Linked DNA regions of Homo sapiens: all the other regions are linked to region 1. The links are chromatin contacts, found by Hi-C in ENCODE. All regions are on one chromosome and are shown on one strand. Each heading gives the region's core, a stretch centred on a gene start or an enhancer-like site at or near the end of the contact. The rest is flanking DNA. Distances are from core to core; before and after follow the strand shown. Region 1 holds the start of TSPAN9 (tetraspanin 9). Region 2 holds the start of DCP1B (decapping mRNA 1B). Region 3 holds the start of TIGAR (TP53 induced glycolysis regulatory phosphatase).

What was found. Hi-C counts contacts between places; a loop is a spot of excess contacts on that map. Pooled maps may share reads with other maps.
Region 2: a pooled map shows a loop between it and region 1 (7-fold over the local background). The contact joins the promoter of DCP1B here to the promoter of TSPAN9 in region 1. A Hi-C loop is called at or near these places in 6 of 50 pooled maps.
Region 3: a map of CD4-positive, alpha-beta T cell shows a loop between it and region 1 (10-fold over the local background). The contact joins the promoter of TIGAR here to the promoter of TSPAN9 in region 1. A Hi-C loop is called at or near these places in 2 of 168 maps with a recorded cell type or tissue (CD4-positive, alpha-beta T cell and naive thymus-derived CD4-positive, alpha-beta T cell) and 11 of 50 pooled maps.

What each region holds. Positions count from the first base shown.
Region 1 is chr12:3,075,946-3,078,698 of GRCh38, reverse strand. It overlaps TSPAN9 (tetraspanin 9), which reads right to left and starts at 1,320. Exons shown (of 9, transcript NM_006675.5): 1 at 1,246-1,320. RefSeq lists silencers at 1,215-1,714, 1,765-1,814.
Region 2 is chr12:2,002,777-2,005,849 of GRCh38, reverse strand. DCP1B (decapping mRNA 1B) reads left to right here and starts at 1,393. Exons shown (of 9, transcript NM_152640.5): 1 at 1,393-1,568. The coding sequence starts at 1,419. It also overlaps a transcript of CACNA1C not described here. RefSeq lists enhancers at 1,118-1,347, 1,672-2,311.
Region 3 is chr12:4,319,825-4,322,701 of GRCh38, reverse strand. It overlaps TIGAR (TP53 induced glycolysis regulatory phosphatase), which reads right to left and starts at 1,489. Exons shown (of 6, transcript NM_020375.3): 1 at 1,399-1,489. The coding sequence starts at 1,430. RefSeq lists a silencer at 1,399-1,778 and an enhancer at 1,244-1,897.

The DNA of each region.
Region 1 (2,753 bases), core at 71-2,570:
TACCCCAATCCTCTCCCTCCAACCCACAGCCCAGCTGCATCAGCCATGCCAGGACCAAGCCGAGGGTAGGAAGCCGGTGTAATTGTCTGCCTCTCTGGCTGCATTCCTTAGCTAAATATAAATGATTTGTCCAGGCTATTGTTTGAAATTATCCATAATCCCTCTCCTCCCCTCCCCATTACTTATGATGGCAAGCTGGCTGCGTATCTCTATAGCAAAGCATATATTCAACATTCTCTGTGGCTATTTTCAGTAAAGAGAAGGGAGCTGGCAGGTATATATAGGGATCCTCGCATGAGTCTTCAGTTTTCTCCACTAGTCCAGGAAAGCTTCCTGGAGGAGGAAATACCTGAGTCACCCCAGGGAAAAGGACAGCTGCAGGTCAGAAGGGCACGCGCACATAATGAGAGACTGGGTCTCTGAACTAAGAGTTACCAGGTAAGGCAGGTAAGCCCCTGCCTTCTTACCCCCCGTTTTGGTGATGCGAGAAAAAGGTAGCTCAGGGGATCCCATACTAGCCCAAGCTTCCCCAGACAAAACAGGCATTTGGGGGAAGATGAAGCAGTGACTCGTATATTTTTCAAAGAGGGAGGAGATCCAAGACTCCAGTTCCAAGATGTACAAGTACAAATATTGCTCTTACAACAACAAGCCGGTTTCTTGTTTGGATCTTTTTTTAAAAACCACAAGAAAGTTTTTTGAAGTCCCAAACTTGAATGCACAGATGGGCTAGATCTCCAACTTCGGGATGTGCCAGAGTCCTGTCACTCGGAGTGCTGATCTTCCAGCAGTGGCCCAGGGAGCGGTCGCGGGTGCCGGGGGGCTGCAGGCCATATCCCAGCCCTGCCCGAAGGCCCCCTGGCCCTCTCTGGGGTCCTTGTATGGACTGTCCCAAGCGGTGCACGGGGTCACACAGTCGGAAACCCTTGCCGGCCCCGGGTTACTCCCTTTCTGAAACGGTCTTCCTCGGAGCCATCCCCTGGAGGACCCCACTTCGCTCGGTGCCCGGGCCCCGCACCCACCCTCCCCTTCCCGGCCCGCTTCCCGCACGGCGCCTACTCTGTTCCTCGTCCTCTCGTCCCACCGCCGCCCTGCCCACACTGCCTCCCGTGGGCGCCCCCGGCCGCTCCCCCTTCTCGGGTCTCGGCCTGGGGGTGCCCAGCCCGCCCGGCGCCGGCTCAAGGCCGCGCGACTCCGCACGCTCTCGAGACCCGCCTCGCCGCCCGCCGCCCGGGCCGCACTCACCGCGCCCGCAGGACCTGGGGGTCTCCGCTCTGCTCGCGCTCCGGCACCGCCGCCGCCGCCGCCGCCAGCGGAAACAGGGGGCGGGGCCTGCCCGGGAATGGCGAGCCTGCGGGGCGGGGCGGCCCGGGGGCGGAGCGGGGAGGGGCGGGGCGGAGCGGGGAGGGGCGGGGCGGAGAAGGATCGCAGGGCTGAGCGGGGCGCCAGCGCCAGTGCCCGGCACTGCCCCGGGCTGGGTCCCCTGCGTTAGAGGAAGGGGAGCCCGGGGACGGGGCACGGGGCCCGCGAGGCACGGGTGCTCTCTCGGGGTTCCGGAAGCCTCCCTCCCCGCCCCGCCGCCCGCATGCCCGGACCGGCCGCTCCTCCGAGGTGCTATGATCCCGCCTTCCCCCTGCGGCGAACGGGCCTCTTCCCGGGGTAGGGGCGGGGAGGTCCGGGCCTGGCAGTGCGCTCTCCTGGGCTCTGCGCCCACACGGCACCCAAGGGCCTTCCTGGCCCAGGCCTCGGCTCTCTCCCTCGCGCCAGGCTGCCTGGCCTCGCCACCCCACCCCCACACCTACGAACCCCTTCCCTGGTGTTTCGGGCGGACTGTGCGAGATGCTGACAGCGCGGGTGTGTGTTGGAGCCTGCCTGAGACACCTCCCGCAGAAAGGGCCATGCCTCCCCAGGAGCTGGCGGCCTCCAAGGGCGACTACAGGGCACCGTGTGCCTGAGGGGTGCGCTAAGGCAGGAGAAACTCCAGCTAGGCATGTCTGGCCCGGGCGCTTTTTCAGGCCTGGATTTTATGTGTTTTTTGCTTTTTGTTTTGTTTTGTTTTTTCTTGAGACAAGGACTCACTCTGTTGCCCAGGCAGGAGTGCAGTGGTGCGATCACGGCTCACTGCAGCCTCGACTTCCCGGGCTCAAGTGATCCCGCCTCAGCCTCCAGAGTAGTTGGGACTGTAGGCGCGCACCACCACGTCCGGCGAAGTTTTTGATTTTTTTTGTACAGACGGTGGTCTCCCTGGGCCCAAGCTGGTCTCAAACTCCCGGGCTCAAGCCATCCTCCTGCCTCTGCCTCCCAAAGTGCTGGGATTATAGGCCCGGATTCTTAAAGCTAGAAGGCCTAAACTTGTTTCCAAAGAGCACTAAAACGCCATCTCTTCTCATCATTACTGTCATCAAAAATGTCTTCTAGGCCAGGTGTGGTGGCTCACGCGTGTAATCCCAGGACTTTGGGGGGCCCAGGTGGAAGGATTGCTTGAGCTCAGGAACTCAGGAATTCAAGAACAGCCTGGGCAACATAGGGAAACCCCATCTCAAAAAAAAAATGTTTTAATTAACCGGGTGTGGTGGCACACCCCTGTAGTCCCAGCTGCTCCGGAGGCTGAGGCTCAGGCGTTGGAGGCTGCAGTAAACTAGGATCATGCCACTGTACTCCAGCCTGGGCAGTAGAGGGAGACCCTGTCTTTAAAAGTGAAATTTTTTTAAATTTTAAAGAAACTGTATGCTGTGCTTCCCACGTGCCCTACC
Region 2 (3,073 bases), core at 144-2,643, 1.1 Mb after region 1:
TGTACTATCTGAAATCCTATTAACTTTTCATACTGTTACATTAAAAATCCATTAGTCCACCTTGTCCTTGAATGGATCTTTTGCCTGTGCATGATTATGTAGCATGAGACATTGGTCTTTTGGAAAATACTGGACCACTGAGTTAAGCAGATCTTTGAGATATTGACACTTTCCATTATACAAGATTTGTTAAAATTGCGCTCATTAATATCATCACTGATCTCATCAGAAAAAAAAACATTAAGTACTGAGATGTCAAGCTCATGGCAGTAGATACACATTTTCTAAACTTTTAATTCTGGCTTGAAGGCTTAAAAATTATCATTGGCAGCAGTAATTGTCCCTTGTTTTCCTGAAAGTGACAGGCACACTTTATTTATTTTCAGAAAAATGTCTGTCAAGTACCTGTTTGAATAATCATAGTTTGCCCATCTTTCTTTCAAGTAAAAATGTTTTATGAAAATAAAAATAAAAACATGAATTCGGCCTACAACTCAAGCACAGAAGTATTTTCCTAGAGACAAATATGACACACTTCATTTTGCAGCAGACGTGCTTTATGCCTATTTCCTATTTTTTCATGCAGAATGTTAAAAAGAATTGTACCCAAGGATTAAGCTTCAATGAAATTAATAATTCTTACTGCTTATCAAGAACACCATCAGGTGACACTGGCTCTCTACCTTCTTCTTTTTTTTTTTTTCTTTTGTAACTGAGAGTGCAGATTAGTGACGCGTACTTTGACTAGCAATACAGTTTGGTGCCCCTGCCTTGATTGGGTTAAACCACCGGCGCTTTTAACCACCATTGTCTGCAAAACGTCACCACAGTGAACAAGTCAAATAAGTAAGTCTCAGCATTGTCATAAAAGGTTTTGTTTTTTTTTTGACCTTGCAGATCCCCTGAAAGGGTCTCAGAAACTCCCAAAGGGTTCCAGGACCACACCACACTTTGAGAACCACTGGGTGTTAGCGCATTCAGAAATCAATTCAGTTCTCTTTCTCTTCAGAGTTCTTGATGCTCGAGGCTTATTTATTGTGATAGATTTGATCACTGAAGCGCCAAAGAAAAGATATGCCAAGGGGTCGAACACATCCAAGAAGGAAATCCTACCGCACACACAGCTCAAAGGCTCGAGCGCGTAGAAAAACAGCTCTTGGAGAAAGAAACGGGATGCAGAGGGCAGGCCTGGGCTTGTCGTTGCCAGTGGCAACGATCCTCAGTGGGCGGGGCGCGGCCATCGATTAGTGAGGCCTTGCGTCTGTCGGCGGGCAGGAGGGTGGGGGTGACTGGAGCCGGAAGGCCTCCCGGGCCGTGTGGTCGCCGTGGGTTCTCGGTTGCGAGGCAGCTCGCTCGTTCTGCGATCTATTGAGAGTGGCTTCCAAGAGCCCCGTGCCTATGTCTGGGAGGGAGGGAAGATGGCAGCCGTGGCGGCAGGCGGCCTGGTGGGAAAGGGGCGCGACATCAGCCTAGCGGCCCTGCAGCGCCACGACCCCTATATCAACCGCATCGTGGACGTGGCCAGCCAGGTGGCTCTGTACACCTTCGGCCATCGGGCCAACGAGTGGGTGCGTGCGGACGCGGCGGAGCAGTGCAGCCCAGGGTTGGGGTGGAGGCGGGGGGCGTCAGACTCAGGACTTGAGGACCCGGTGAGGGGGAGGAGACGTTGACGCCCTGGAAGTGGGTGGATCTGGGGACTGAGGCCGAAGTTGTGGAGATGGGGTCTCGGGGGTTTGGGGGAAGGAAGGCGGATCTGTGGAGCTACCTGGAGTTGGGGAAAAGACTTAAATCTCTAACGTACCCAACGCTGGGAGACCAGACCGATCGGGTACGGCACCATAAGAGCCGAAGGAAAGGAAGGACCTGATACCTTATGGCCGGAAGACCGATGTGCTCGAGAAAGTAGAGCAGAGTTCTGTTACAGTGAATCTGTGGCTATGGGGGAGGCAGGGACAGCAGACGAATAAAAGTGCAGAGTTCTGATTTTGGAATGTCAGTCTTAGATGGGGCAAAGAGAAATCAAAACTTGATAGAAGGGGAGAAATCTGCAAGTTGTAAACTTAAGGGGAAACACCAAGAAAAGAGCCAACCTCGTCAAATAAAAGACAAAATGGGGCAGGGTCTAACACTTAGAAGGAAGCTGATGCTCTTGGGAAGATTATTACACGGCAGCACACCAAGTTCGATATTGGAGGTCATTTGGGAGCCAAATTATTTTAGTGCTCTTCTCAAAGCAGAGTCCCAGTAAATGGTAATGGAATGAAATTTCATTTTCCTCATAGTTAGAATGGGGTAGAAGCCTAGAACACTGGAATCCTGTTGCAGGGATTGCTGCTTGTAATTTTGTAACCCACCCACTCGAATGTAGAGACATGTAATTTTGTTTCTTTACTCATAATGAGTTTTGTCCAAATAATATTCATCATCCATTATGTATCACATACATGATATCCATCATTTTAAAATAAGTTACAAAACAGTATGGAGAACTTAGCCTTGATGAATGGATTTCAGATAAACTTTTTGTGTTCTTCAAGTCGGTTGTATAAACATCAAAACTTAATCTAGGAAAACATCCATGTTGAACAACTCTGTATTTTTTTTAACACCCACATTCATAAGCCTACTTATCTGCAGTATAGTTCAGCAGCCTGTAGTAAAAAACTCACCTGAAAATCATTAACATAAAAATAAAAAGACAAGCAAGAATGGGGTAGACAAACAGTTTTGCCCAAAGTTCTTAACGGAGGAAATTTGCCGGAATGGGGCAAAGAATTTAGGTCTGCTCTCCTAGTAGCCAAACACAAAAGGAGAACAGGAAGAGCTCTTTAATATTCGTTCTTCTGTAATAGAAAGTGTACCTCTTGATCAGGAGAAAGAGGTTATTTCCCCCTAGTTTCCAGGGGAATTTGTCACCTACTTTTTTTGTTTGTTTTTGTTTGTTTGTTTTTTCGAGGTGTCACCTTCGTTTTTACATAAAGAACATTGAGCAACATAGACAGTTTCCTCCATGGTAATTAAAAATATATAAAAAGATATTCTACATATGGCTATTTTGCTGCTCTGTAGAAAA
Region 3 (2,877 bases), core at 240-2,739, 1.2 Mb before region 1:
GGACAGGCCAGAAAAGATAGCTGTTAAAGTCAATTGACAAAGTTAAATCATATTAATGTCCTTTGTGAGCTCCATGAATGCAGAAATGGTATGTTATTTATCTGTATGATCCAGTCTACTGGCACACATTACCTACTCAAAATGCTGGTGTGCTGAACTATACGTTCGTATTTGGGAATCAACTGCACTTTTATTGGAGCTTTCTTTATAGAAGTTATTTCTCAGATATATTTCTTTCCCTGTTGCATCATACACTTTACCTGTCCCCCATTTAATTCTCGCATTAAAGTAGTGAGATACGCACTATCATTTGCATATCAGGAAACTTAAGTCCAGGCTACCTGGCTCTTAGCTGGAGAACAGACTCCAACCGAGGTCTACCTTGCCTGAAAAATCTGTGCTCTTAGCAGGGCGCGGTGGCTCATGCCTGTAATCCCAACACTTTGCGAGGCCGAGGTAGTCGGATCACTTAAGGTCAGGAGTTCCAGACCTGCCTGACCAACATGGCGAAACCCTGTCTCTACTAAAAATACAAAAATTAGCCGGGCGTGGTGGCGCATGCCTGTAATCCCAGCTACTCGGGAGGCTGAAGCAGGAGAATCGCTTGAACCCCGGAGGCGGGAGGTTGCAGTGAGCAGAGATAGCGCCACTGCACTCCAGCCTGGGTGACAGAGCGAGGCTCCATCTCACAAAAAAAAAAAAATAAAAATAAAAATCTGTGCTCTTAACTACCCTGATTTTCACCTCCCGTTAACACTTGGCAAATACATAAAGACCTATCAGCATGCAGCTCCGTGTAACGTTATGATAATAAAAACATTTATTTGGGATGATACGGTCTGCTGAGATCAGAGCTGTGATCCTCTTTTCTCTCCCAGAACTGTAACCTCTGGGGAAAAGAAAGAAGTCTCATATATGTGCCTGGGGGGCTGACTGCCTGGGGAAACGAGGGGGAACCTCAGAAACTGAGAGGATAGCGGAAGGCAGCCGGCATCAAAAACATCAGCCATGGACGAGCAATTCTGCAAACTCTTTGCAATCTGCTGGGGAGCAAAATCGGTACCCAGACAAGTCTGTGGACATGTCTGGCACCGTTTTTGGTGCAGCCACCAAGTGCCTACGAACCCCGATCCCTTGCTCCTCCGGGCCTCACTTTATCTGAAACACGGAACGAAGCTATCTAAGACCTGCCGTCGTCCCTCGGGGCTGCTGGGGTGAGAGGAGGGGCGACACGGGACGGCCCCAGGGCAAGCGCCCCGGAAAAAGCGCTTCCAAGCCAGCCCTCCCGGGCTGGAGCGAGCAGGGAGGGGAGAGGGTGGTGGACCCGTTTTCCCTTCACCCGCTCCAACACACTCAAGGAAGAGAGAGAGAAAGACATCCTGCCACAGCCATACTCACTGCCGGACAACAGTCAGAGCGAAGCGAGCCATGTTCCCGGAGCCGCGTCCCGTCGGTGGCCCCGCGCCGCGCTGCCCCTGCACTGCGGGCTACCTCCCCCACACCACTTCCGCCAAGCAGCCGGCCGGCTCCGCCGCCATAGGCCGAGGCGGCCTCGCACGTCATCCCCGAAGGCCACTCAGGGCCGGGCGAGGCCGACGGGGCGGGGGAGACGAGGGAGCCACGGGGGCCCCGCCCAGGGCTGCGGCGCTTGCGCCCCTGCGCGCCGGCCTGTGATTGGCGCGCGGCAGGTGCGGGAGGCCCCGCCCGCGGAGTCCGCGGTAGGATTCCTTCCCTCGATAGCCGGCAGCCTGCGTTCGGGGCAGATAAGGAAGCCGGCGCACTGATTTGTGGTTGTTGCGATTGAGGCTGGAATGCAACCGTTCGTCTTATAGCTGGCCACTGTGATGAACCCCTCACGGGTGTACAGCGACCAACAGACTGTGTTCTATGAGGTCTGTTAGTCCCTAACCTTAGGGACGTAGCGTCGGCCAGGTCTGTAGACTTAGACCCACCCACCCCAACTCCGCCGGGACAGACGCCCTCCGTGACCAAACTTTAGTCGGGCTCCTTTGAGGCCTTTTCTATACTAGACGGCATCCTCGGCCTGCTGAGCCTGGTTTTACCAAAGAATCCTGCTAAGCCTGTTTATCAAGAGAGACCTCACTGTTGATGCTCTCTTCTAAGGCCCTTGATATCTAGTAAAGTTCCTCCTCCCCCTCCCCCAGATAGCTTACCACGTTCTGGTAATTTCCCATCTTCTCTTTCATCCCTTCCATCCCGCCCCCTGGCTATAAATCTCCACTGGTCCCGGTTGTATTCTAGAGTCGAATTCAGTCTCTCTCACCTATTGCAGTAGTCTTGAGTAAAGTCTTGCCGTTTTTAACAAGCCTCAGATGAATAATTTCTCTTTAATAGCCTTCAGAACGTTGAGGGAGTTGCTTCATGTTAGATATGAGTTCTAAATTTCTTTTCAAAGAATCAATATGTCAGTATGTTCAATTCTTTGCTTTTTACTTTTAAACTTAACTTCCTCCTAAAGCAACCTTCTCTTTTTTATTTATTTATTTATTTTTTTGAGATGGAGTCTGGCTCTGTCACCCAGGCTGGAGTGCAGTGGTGTGATCTCGGCTCACTGCAAGCTCCGCCTCCCGGGTTCACGCCATTCTGGCTCAGCCTCCCGAGTAGCTGGGACTACAGGCGCCTGCCACCACGCCCGGCTAATTTTTTGTATTTTTAGTAGAGACAGGGTTTCACCGTGTTAGCCAGGATGGTCTCGATCTCCTGACCTCGTGATCCGCCCGCCTCGACCTCCCAAAGTGGTGGGATTACAGGCGTGAGCCACCGCGCCCGGCCACAACCTTTTTCGATTACCTGCTGCACTCTGACTCCTTCCCATTACCTACTCCACCCTGACTCCTTCCCATTACCTACTCCACC